Linked DNA regions of Homo sapiens: all the other regions are linked to region 1. A link is a loop called in an ENCODE intact Hi-C map of the cell type or tissue named here. Cell type or tissue: PC-3. All regions are shown on one strand.

Evidence for each region. Peaks named below come from ENCODE experiments on the same cell type or tissue, not always from the same donor. Only the 100,000 strongest peaks of a DNase experiment are listed, where the experiment ranks them.
Region 2: a loop joins it to region 1, with 3 times the contacts of the local background. A loop is called at or near these places in 2 of 110 quality-filtered maps.
Region 3: a loop joins it to region 1, with 3 times the contacts of the local background. A loop is called at or near these places in 4 of 110 quality-filtered maps.

The regions. Positions count from the first base shown.
Region 1 is chr10:112,715,613-112,719,612 of GRCh38, forward strand. All of the region lies in intron 7 of VTI1A (vesicle transport through interaction with t-SNAREs 1A), which reads left to right. Among named protein-coding and RNA genes, the nearest start is that of MIR4295, 83 kb to the left of the region's middle. In PC-3, no CTCF peak of the experiment used is centred here; DNase peaks (open chromatin) are centred at 99 and 1,559; H3K27ac peaks cover 1,688 bases.
Region 2 is chr10:112,470,305-112,474,304 of GRCh38, forward strand. All of the region lies in intron 3 of VTI1A (vesicle transport through interaction with t-SNAREs 1A), which reads left to right. Among named protein-coding and RNA genes, the nearest start is that of VTI1A, 25 kb to the left of the region's middle. In PC-3, CTCF peaks have their summits at 1,766 (motif pointing left) and 1,965; no DNase peak of the experiment used is centred here.
Region 3 is chr10:113,091,698-113,095,697 of GRCh38, forward strand. The region is part of intron 5 of TCF7L2 (transcription factor 7 like 2); the gene reads left to right. Among named protein-coding and RNA genes, the nearest start is that of SNORA87, 48 kb to the left of the region's middle. In PC-3, no CTCF peak of the experiment used is centred here; DNase peaks (open chromatin) are centred at 1,984 and 2,594; H3K4me3 peaks cover 1,103 bases; H3K27ac peaks cover 3,825 bases.

The DNA.
Region 1 (4,000 bases):
CATCAAGAGCTGTAATCAGTGAGCCTGTGTACTTCCTTTTCCCTGCCAGATAGTTGTTCCTGGCTGGAAGACATTTTATGATATTTATTTGATGACACACACCTGCTGAGTGGATGAAAAGCAACTGTTCCTGGGGATGACCTACTTCAAGGGCGCAGTCAGCTTCTGAGGCCTTCAGCAGGTTATCCTGAAATCATTTTAGTTCACCTTGATATCACCTGTTGAACATATCTAAGACTGGTGTATTCGCAGACTTGTTGTAGGCACAGTTGCTAACCCCAGGGAAGAGATTTCGGAGTCAGTAACTACTTTGTCAGTGTATTGAGACTGGGAAGACACGCTGCTTTACCAAACCTACTCTGAGCATATGGAGTGCTGTTCTTGGCACTCGGGATGCGCATCAGCCCAGGGACCTGCCAGCTGGGAGCGGACCCCTAGAAGGGGATCTAGTGGGAACATAAGTAAGTATGGTCCAGCACAGAAGGGATGGATCTGAGGAAGAAGGCATGGAGGATGAGGATCCGAGGTGAGGGAAAGGGCCATGAAAAAATTTCTGACGAAGTGTTCTCCTGGGAGTTTCCAGCACAGAGAGAGATTTCCAGTTGAGATCAGGGAAGAGCAAGGAATATTTGAAATGCATGGAGACACTGTCACCAGTTCATCCTTTGAAGGCAACATGTCTTGGCATGTTCATTTCTATTCTACAAACATTTATGGAACACATGCTGTTGAGACATGGCAGGCCTTAGGTAGTGAAGATAAAATATAAATAATCCATGTCGCTCTCCCAACATGTATACTCTAGTGAGAAGACATAACTAAGCAAATTTTATTATAAATTTGAGTATAACATACCCATATGTGTACACAAGGAGTTCTTAGCTAAGTTGGGGTTCCTGGAGTTGGTGATACCTGGCCTGAGCTTTGAAGAATAAGTGTGTGTTAGCCAATGAAGAGAGAACAGGGACATGGAGGCCTTAAAACAATATGTTGTGCCCAGGAGCTACAGATTGACCATCCCTACTCTGAAAATCCAAAATTCAAAATGCCCCAAAATCCAAGTTTTTGAGCCCCAATATGATGCTCAAAAGGAATACTCACTGGAGCACTTTGGATTTCTGATTTTTGGATTAGAGATATTCAACTGGAGTGTTATTTTGCATATATTCCCAAATCCAAAAAAAATTAAAAACTCAAACACTTCTGGTCCCAAGCATATTGGATAAGGGATACCCAACCCCTACAAACTGTTCCGTTTTACTTGAGGAAAAAAGACAAGGCGGGAGCCAGGGTTTGAGCCAGTGGTACCTTAGAGGGGCTGTAGGTTCCCCACCACCCCAAGAGCCCCTTGCCATGAATGCTGCCAGGGCCACCCCAAGCAAACATAGTTGGAGTAAGAGGACTGTGCTTGCTATGTAAACGCAGCTTCGTAACAAGTGCCGTTGCACCTCTGCTGCCCTAAGCTCCTCTGTATGGAAAATCTAGAGATTCCACCGAAGGGACATTGGCTCAGTGCTGAGAGTTGGAAGCTCTGAGTCATGACTGAGTTGGAAGCTTACATGTTGATTTACAAGGCGTCTTTGCCCATTACATTTATTTACATGTCCAGAGGTCATGGCCTGAAAGGCTTGGCTCCAAATATGATGTGCCCTTTCTATTGTTGATGATGTGACTCTCCATTCAGTTCTCTTTTTCTCTTCTCCTGGTTATCTGTTGCTGAGTAGCAAACCACCCTAGAAATGCAGTGACTTCAGCAGCAGTCTCTCAGGATTTTGGCGGGTTAGGAAAATCAGGGGTTGCTTGGCTGGGTGTTCTGGCTCAGGGTCTCTCATGAGCCTTCTTCAGACAGAGATCAGAGCTGGAACTATGTAGGGGGGACAGGAGCCTGGAGTAGCTCGGGACTGGCTGGGCACCTTTCTCTTTCTGTCATTAGTCAAAAGGCCCTTCCATGTGGTCTCCCTGCATATGCTGGTTTGGGCAATCTTACGGTATGGCAGCCTCAGACTTGGCAGCCCAGGGCACCTAAGGTGAGAGCTACAAAAGCAAGAGGCAGAAGCTGTGTGGCTTTTTCTTACCCAATCTAATAAGTCACACAGTGCCACATTCTGTGCCTCATTCTACTCAGCAAGACAGTCGCAAGGGCCTGCCGAGGTTTAAGGGGATGGGATGTGACACATACCCCACTCTTTGATGCAGGGGTGGCAGGTTGACGAAGACCAGTGGGGCAGGAAATATTGTTGCAACCAGTTTTGGAAAATACAATCTGTCACATCCCCGAAGAACATTTTCATCCACTCACATAATCCTTTAAGTTACCTAAAAATTAATTTACTCATTACGGTGTCGCCCACAACCTTCCTTGCTCCCTTCCCACAGCAAAATCCAAGGCCTCAGTGCACACACACAAACCACAAAACTCCTGTTGTCTGAATGAGAGTCAGTCACTCAAGTGTGTACTGTCCCCATCAAGATGACAACATTTTATAAGGATGTATCCTGTTGCCCCATCTTCTAGGAATTTGCACTTCCATCCATTGTTAAAGCCAAATATTGCTCAGATCTTTCATGGAGAGGCCCCTTTGAATCTAACCCCTGCAAACTAGAGACTCAGGAGTGAATGATTTCAAATCTCTATTTGCTCTGCACCTGGGAGATTGATGGTACTCTCATAACAAGTTTGGTCAATGGCATTTAGTGGAGTACTGAATGCTTCAGGGAGTGAAAAAAGAGAAACTGAAAGAAAGGCCCAGATTTTGGGCTCAAGGAACTTTACAAACTGAAGCATTAGCATGTTCGTGGTAAGAAATCTTCTGATTTAAACAAATGATGTAAATTTTACATTTTTTAGTAAGCACTACTTCAAGTGTGCTATCTTTAATGAAGACTTTAATTCTTGTTTTTACACATATGTAGAAAACAGAAGTTGAGTTCTTCAAACATTTGTTATCAAAAATATAGGATATATAAGCACTGAATTGGAAGATTTTTTCCCCCTTGGATAATCTAGAAAAGAATATAGCTCTATTCTGAAATCCCTTCTCATTCAAGAGTTATCCAAGCAAATAGTGTTGACCAAGGTGTTGAATGCACCAGTAATAATAATGCTACCCTTTCATAAAGCTAAGTAATCAGGAATAATGCTGAAAATAAGAAGACAGTCATTTATTTACTCTGTTTGGCATTGTTAGTACTAATAATGCATTTCAACACAGTAAAATTGCTAGATAATGCTTTTGTGACTTTTATGCAGGTTATTGTTATTTAAATGAACAGTCGACTGCACTGTAATGAAGAAATGCATGCTTTTCCCAACTCAGTTATCAACCAGAATTCTAGGAAAATGAGAATTTGTGTCTGCTTTCATTCACAGAGCAAACTAGAGGTCAGTGTTTTCAATATGAACCTTTTTTTAGCTTTTCAACAGTGAATAATTAGGAGCTGCTGCTTCTGAAATTACCTGTATTCACTGTAGAGAAGGAAAGACTTTTATCTTTCACGATGAAATACATTTTCTCATTCAAACTTTGTCATTCTTTTTTTAAATGGCATTTTACATCACTGAGTCGATCCTCGGTAGTAAAATAAAAGAAATATATTTTGTGAGCTGCAATAGCCTTGTTTATTCAATTTTACTTCCTTAAATTTCATCTCCTCCTTGAAAAATGATCCAAATGCAAAAATGGGTTTAAAGCAGTTGAATGTACAAAGCAATTATCCACATAAAATGCTATTATACAAACATACATGTTCCTTGCACTTTGATTAAATGGAACTGATTCTTGATCCTTATCGATTATGTGCTTCTATTGTTTTTTTAACAGCTTTATTGAGATATAATTTATATGTTATATAATGCGCCCATTTAAAATGTACAATTCAGTAGCTGTTAGGATATTCACTGCATCATGCAACCATCACCACAAACAATTGTAGAACTTTTTTTTTTTTTTTGAGGCAGAGATTTGCTCTTGTTGCCCAGGCTGCAGTGCAATGGTGCGAT
Region 2 (4,000 bases), 250 kb before region 1:
ATTGACACTGGACAGATTAATGGGAAAAACCAAACAAAATGTATTGTGTGCGTAAGTACAGGGGCCACACGCAAAGTAAGAGACTCAAAGTAGGGCCACATAACTGAAGCTTTTATACTGTAGTGCAGAAAAGCATAGAGATTTGGAGTGTGGGAACAGGTTTTCAGAGCAAGAACGGAGGAAGGCAAGCAAAGGTTGTCTTGGCTCTGCTGTTGGAGCCTGGCAGGCAGCAGCCCCCTGGAAGAATGGATGGGAGCCTGTGGAAAAGCTTCCTCTGTTACCTTTAAAAGTGCTGGGTGCGGTGGTTCATGCCTGTAATCCCAGCACTTTGGGAGGCCGAGGCAGGCGGATCACTTGAAGTCAGGAGTTCACATACCAATGTTCACATACCAGCCTGGCCAACATGGTGAAACCCCATCTCTACTAAAATTGCAAAAATTAGCCGGGCATGGTGGCGCACACTTGTAATCCCAGCTACTTGGGAGGCCGAGGCCTCCCTTGAACCCAGGAGGCCGAAGTTGCAGTGAGCTGAGATCGCACCACTAAACTCCAGCCTGGGCAACAGAGCGAGAGACTCAGTGTCAAAAAATAAAATAAAATAAAAAAGCATCAGACTTTCAGTCTCCCTTTCCTGTGAGTTCATCTTTCCAAGATCTGGGTAAAGCCAATACGGGTCAGGGTGGGGGCGCTCAGAGAAAGCCTGTTTTGCATTTGCTGTTTACTTAACTAATATTGATTTCCTCTACAAATGCAAATCTCCAGCTTTTCAGAGCCATTTTTGTGTTTGTAGCCCTTCTGAATAGCTATCTCAAAAATACACCAAAGAAGTATATTTTGGGGTGGCATATTTTGGTTTTCTTCATTACGGTGGCTTATCATAGAATATAATTTGTAGCTGACTAAATACCTGTTTAAAGGATTTTAAAATTCATGCGGTAATTTGCAGTCAGCATCGTGTGTGTGGGAGGGTGTTAAGGAAAGTTAGGGGTCATACTTACGTGCCCATTTATACTGTTACCATTCCTGATTATTCTGTTCACTTACCTAATTTCATTCTTATTGATTTTTTTTTTTTTTTTTTTTTGCTTCTTACAGCCTATAATTGTTCATTTTTGGCTTCTTGTGTAGCCTCAAAGGAAGTTAGGAATATTAGGTTCAGAAGAGGTCAAATCTAATCACCTTATGTTTTAGATGAAGAAATGGAGGACTGAGGAGACCAAATGACTTAAAGTCACACTGCTTTCTGGAGCCAGAATCAGAATCGAGTAACTAAGCACCCGTTTTAATGTTCTCTTCACAATCCTTTGCAACCTGCCCGCCTTTGAGTTTCCATAAAAATGTATTTAATAGTCTGTTTAGGTATTTGAAAACAACTTTTAAAAAAAAAATTAGAATTCCTGTAAGCTGTTCTTGTAATTTCTTCCTTCAACATTGATATGAGGTTAGCTAGGGCCTTCTCATGTCAGAATGTTCCAGGAAAATGAACCAGCCAAGAGGAAAAAAAAAAATGTAGTTAAGGAATTTTTCAAGTTTAAGATTAGTTTGCTTCTTAAGAAAATTAAAGCAAATTTTAAAACCCTAAATTTATACAAACAAAAAACCCTCCAAAATTGTATAAAATGTTTGACCAAGTCTCAGTAAATAGAAAAAGAAAGAAACAAGTAAGTGGTGTGCTGGTATAAGGTTCTAAAGGTTATGAGGACATGGTGTGTTGAATGCTTTTTCACGTCTCTGATATTGTGCTATGATGCTAGCACCATCTTGTGGTTGATTTATATAGTTGCATATTTCTTTTTTCTTGTAACAAAGCTGAACTTCCTTTAAGACATACACAGAAGGATTTGGGGTGAATGATTAGATCGTAATGAATGTTAAAAAGAGAGCTTTCTAGCCCCAGTCTCAAGTTCACTTCTATCCCAGGTCAGTGGTGCCCGAATGCTGCCTTTTCCTGTTTGGCAGGCTATGTGATGTGATTGTTAGACCAGCTCCTAGTGCAGAGCTGTCTACATCAGAGAATGGCACTTCTATTGACAGTCTCAGCAGTGAGGCTGAATGGTCCTAGAAATCCAACTACCTGCAGACTATCGGAGTTGGTCCCTTAGGTCAGGGTTCAAAGGATGTTGTGGAACAGCTTGAAGCTTTTACTGATACTACCTGTACTCTCTCTTTTCATAGGTGAATGGACAACTTGAGTATCTGAGTTTATGAGTAAAGCCAGTACCCATATTCTTTTTTTTTTTTTTTTAACTCGAGATAGACTAAAGAAGTTCAAATGAGAAAGGTGAATTTAAATTTTGATTTTTGTTGAAAGGTCAAGAACGTATGCTTCTGTTTACATTTTATCTTTTCTGTACTTACAGCTTCCTGGGATATTTTACTTCTATTTCTGTGGAAGCTATGGGAAACCATGAAAACATGTTTTAGAGGTTTGGATAGTCTCAGTGGTAATATGTGGTAACTGTAGCATCAGCTAATCCTTCTTACAGGACCATAAGTGCATTCTAAAAAGAAATGAGAAAGGCTAGACAGAGCCACCTCAGAAAAGAAAATTTTCTTTACTGTGTACACTTAATGAATATGCCTGCTACTTTAAAAAATTACATTTGTTGTTTGATTCTGTGTAAATATAATACCTGGTCGTTATAGAATATTCTGAAAATGAAGAAGAGTAAAAAAGAAAAAAAAAATCACCAGTAGCCCTATTTTTGATTTTGGTTTGTTTTTTCCAATCTTCTCTCCCCTTCTCCCTTGCATAATTTATTGTTTCATTTTACATAACAATGAGGTCATTTGATCCACTTTTTTTTTTTTTTTTTTCTTTTTGAGACAGAGTCTTGCTCTGTTGCCAGGCTGGAGTGCAGTGGCATGATCTCAGCTCATTGCAACCTCCACCTCCTGGTTTTAAGAGATTCTCCTGCCTCAGCCTCCCGAGTAGCTAGGACTACCGGAGCGCGCCACCATGTCCAGCTAATTTTTGTATTTTTAGTAGAGACGGGGTTTCACCATGTGGTTGGCCAGGATGGTCTTGATCTCTTGACCTCGTGATCCACCCACCTTGGCCTCCCAAAGTGCTAGGATTACAGGTGTGAGCCACTGCGCCCGTCCCACATTTTTTTTTAAATAAAAGATTGTAACATTAGTATTTTCCATTTCTATATATTCTTGATCATTTTAATGTGTGCATAATATTTCCTTGAGTGATGTTAGCTAACCTTTTGTTGAATCCTAATATATTTCCATTTACCTCCTCTATCATTTATTGTGCTGCAGTGAACATATTTGAACAGGATTATTTGATTAGGATCGTCTCTCAGAAGGCAGATGACCAAGTGAAAGGGTATCAACAGTTTTATGGCTCTTAATAAAATATGCCTGGAACTACATTTTTACTGCGGCTCATCAAATCACTTGTGTTCTTTCTCCATATTTTCTCTGTGTTAGAATGTGACTTTAAAAATAAAAATCTTAGGTAGACCAGGACTAAGTACTTTACATGCATTACTCATTTAATCCACAAACAATTATATAAGAAATATACTGTTGTTTATGATTTTGGGGATTTTATAGACTCTAGAATTAAATACAACTGAGATTCCTTTTTCTAAGATACTCTTCCATGGAAGATACATTTAATGTTAGTAATGCTAGCAAATTTGCATGGTTCTGAGAATCTGGCCTTACCCTAAATCCACTTTACATACTTAACATTTCTTAATCAGAAGCTGAAGAATATTTCTTTTAGTTATTTGGATATGACTATGACTTTTTTTTTTTTGAGATGGAGTCTCGCTCTGTCGCCTAGGGTGGAGTGCAGTGGTGTGATCTCAGCTCACTGCAAGCTCCGCCTCCCGGGCTCATGCCATTCTCCTGCCTCAGCCTCCCGAGTAGCTGGGACCACAGGTGCCCGCCACCACACCTGGCTAATTTTTTTTTTGTATTTTTAGTAGAGACGAGGTTTCACTGTGGTCTCGATCTCCTGACCTTGTGATCTGCCCTCCTT
Region 3 (4,000 bases), 380 kb after region 1:
GCAACAGAGTGAGACTCCATCTCAAAATGTTTCTGGAGTCTTTCGGACTTTTCGCTGTCTTGCATGCTTGCCTCTGATCTTGCATGTTCTTGGGCCACGCCTATGTCTTGATTACCTGGAGCTGCTGTCTGTGTGTTTAAGGAGCATTCCCTTTAACTGGCCTGGGTCTGATAGAGCAGGGAGGCCCCCTTTTCTCTGCATTAGCCATGGCCTGGTAGAAGATCTTTTTCAGTAGCCTCTCACTGGTTCAGCTTTTAATAAGCATAGCTGTTCATTCTGGCTATTTATGATAAGATGATATGAATATAGCTATTCTCCCATCAGAGCCTGGCACATGGTAACTCATTAATCTTTGGTTGGCGGCAGGAGGTAGATAAAGGAACCAGGCACCCATTTTAAGTATGAGGAAAATGAAACAGAAAGACTGGGTTTCTTCCTTATAACTCAAGGTCTACAGGAGCTGATTAGATCCCTGGCGCCAGTGACTGAGCATTTCTCAGCCTTGTCCTCAGAACCCAGAAGCATCTCCCAGGGACGTGCCAAAATGCCACGTTTCCAGGATGTCATCTAAATCTGTAAACTGTGAATAGGTGAGGTACAAAGATGCCACTTATGGGCTGTGCCAACTTGGGCAAGTTACCCGACTGATCTGTGCTTCAATTTCTCCATCAGTGATAAAGGTTCACATACAGGCTGTATGTAAAGCGGGAGCTTGATGAGAGAGCTGGTGGGCTCAGACTGGTGCAGGCAATTGGCAAGATTCTTGAGGAATCACAACCTGATGGTGTGTCTGTGTGATGGGCCAGTCGCTGCTGGAGTAGCTCAGTTATGTGTTCCATGTAGGTTTCCATGGAAATTCACATGTAACATTCCTAGTACCTACTTCAAGAATTTTGGTGGTGGCTGGGTGTGGTGGGTCATGCCTGTAATCCCAGCACTTCAGAAGGCCGAGGTGGGCAGATCACGAAGTCAGGAGTTCGACATGGTGAAACCCCGTCTCTACTAAAAATACAAAAATTAACCAGGCGTGGTGGCACATGCCTGTAATCCCAGCTACTTGGGAGGCTGAGGCAGGAGAATTGCTTGAATCTGGGGGACGGAGGTTGCAGTGAGCCAAGATAGCACCACTGCTGTCCAGCCTGGGCAACAGAGCCAAGACTCCCTCGGCTGGGGGGGTTGGTGGGGGCAGGGTAAGAATTTTGGTGATCTCTGAAAATCCGGATCCCACAGCATGGGTGTGATAGAAATGGCTCTGCAGAGTGTGATGGGAACCTCTTGTGACTGGTCGTCAGAACTAAGTTTGAGTCCAACACTCACTTTTTTGGCAAGGTGCTTCCCCGCTCCGTGATGCAATTCTTGCATCTGCAAAACAGGCGGTGGTCATGGGATATTCCCGCAGTCTGCTCCACTGGGTACCTACAGAGATCCCTTGACATTTAACACAGGCTTCCTGTGATCCAGGAACTACTGTACGAACTACTGTAACTACCTCCTATATTAACTTTTCCAAACCTTGATAGCAACCTTATGAGGGAGGTGGTGTGATTATTCCCATTTTGCAATTAAGGTAACTGAGCCAGAGAGAGAGAAAGCAATATCCATAAGATCACACAGCTGAAGGGTGAGAGCTATAAAAATTGCTGGGAATGAAGGGCCATGGTTCTTGGCCATGGTTCTTGGCCATGGTTCAGAGCTGTGATACCAACCATCTTCCACTTGTTCAGGGAGAAGGTGTTTGATCCTTTTCTTCACTCAGCTGCCTTAGGAGTTGGGAGGAAATTTTGTTTCAGGATACCTAAGTTCTTACAAGTCTCAACAATTGTACTTTCTGTTCCATCTACATTTCAAATTCATTGTCCCTTCTCTTTCTTTCCATGTAATTCAGCCAGATTCGAACCCTTTAGATCCCTTCCTCTAGGGAATTAAGGTTGGTAGACCAGCTGAGTAAATGTGACTCAGAAAGTCAATATCCACCTGGGCAGGGATGAGTCATTTCTTTCTAGTTAGCTATTCATGTACATTTTAAAGCTCGCCACACAAAGTCATTACATTGAGGCTATTAACATGTTTAATAGTGACAATAATAGGGTGTGACCCATGGCATATAACCGCATTCAGATAAGAAGAAAGAGTTTTCTTTTTTCTTCTTCCTGTAATTGCTCAGTCAATACCATTTTCACGGAAATACTTGCAAACAAACTTTTAAAAAGTTCATTGTCCAAAGCCTTCCCTGATTCCTTGTTTCCTTCCTCTTCAGGGGTTCTATAAACTTTTCCTGATCAGTGGCCGGGGATTAGCGAGATGGTGCACTCTGTCCTGATTTTGTGGTTGACCTACCCTTTTGCTGGTGTTGAGCCTGTTTTTATTGCATTTTTTGGGGTGTGTGTGCGCGTGCACGCGCATGTGTGTTTTTTCAGGAGGGGGCACATTATTGCTGCTACTTGCTTATTAACCTCTCAATCTAGAAATTTCAGGGAAGAAGAGACTTCCGCTAAATTTGCCAAGCTAGACACATAAACAGGGAGTTAGCCATTTTGGTGAGAGGAAATGAAACTTTTCTTGGGTTTATTAGACCACATCCTATGTGGCTTATTTTATGTCTGATTTCTAAAAAGCATGTCATCACGGTCAAAGTTTTATTTTTGCTTGTTAGTCATTTGAAACAAATATAGATATTGCTTCATTTCCTGGGTACTGTATTTTTCAGTACGTGGTATGTATGGAAAATTTGGGTTTACACAATGAAGTGCACTAGAAGGGAAGTATTTGCTAATTTAGAACTCTCTACATTATAACTTTGGATTAGCAAGCATTCGGCTAACTAAACATTTTCATTTATCTCCTACCCCTGATTATATAAAGAAGCAGATGAGACAACCAAAGAAATACCCCTCCAAGACAAAGTGAATATTTTGAAATACTTCCTCTCAGTCTTTTAAAAAATGTGATTTAAAAATCGTAGGTGGGATCATACTATACATGCACTTGTTTTCTGTTTATTTTACATCTCTCTATACTAGAAACACTTTCCTATATATGCCACAAAAACTGTGAAAGTACTAATGATTATCCCTCCTGTCCCTTAATATGCTTAGCTATTGCCCCAATGAACTCAGACTGTTTCCAAAGTTCCGCTGTTGGCCGGGCACTGTGGCTCATGCCTGAAATCCCAACACTTTGAGAGGCTGAGGCAGGTGGATCACTTGAGGCCAGGAGTTTGAGACCAGCCTGGCCAACATGGCAAAACACTGTCTCTACTAAAAAATACAAAAATTAGCTGGGTACGTGGTCCCAGCTACTCGGGAGGCTGAGACAGGAGAATCGCTTGAACCTGGGAGGCAGAGATTGCAGTAAGCTGAGATTGCACCTTTGCATTCCAGCCTGGGTGACAGAGCAAGACTCCATCTCAAAAAATAAAAACAAAAAACAAAAAACCAAAAAACAAAGTTCCACTATAAATAGTGCAACTGCATCTCATGTGGCAGAGGGTGGAAGTTGCAAATAGTGAAGAGAGAGTGATTCTGGGACATTCCATAATGCCCCCTTGATGTATGTGACCCATCATTGCTTCGCATGTATAGCCCCGGATTGTTCTGTGTGAGTGGGCCGGCAAATTCAACTCCTCCTCACCCCCTCTCTACCCCAGTTCATGCTCACTGGGTAGGATGGGAGGTGGGACTGCCAGATTATTTTTATTTTTTCCTTTCCCACATTGTCTATCTGCCAATATTTTTTTGTTGAAGTCTTTTAGGCTAAATGAGCGGACAAATTTTCTCTGCTGATCAACCGCCGTGGTAGCATCAGTGGGCACTGCAGTGCCTCCCTGGGAATTTTTAATGCCTCAGTGAGGTCATATTCCCAGTGTAGAGGGAACATGACGTAGTCCCACTCTACTTATCAGATGCAGAGCTTGCTACCAGGAAAACAGACGCGGAGAAGCCGGGATCATTTCTGGCCCCATTTCCCTCATTGTTCACCATTCCTTGGACTGCAAAGAGAT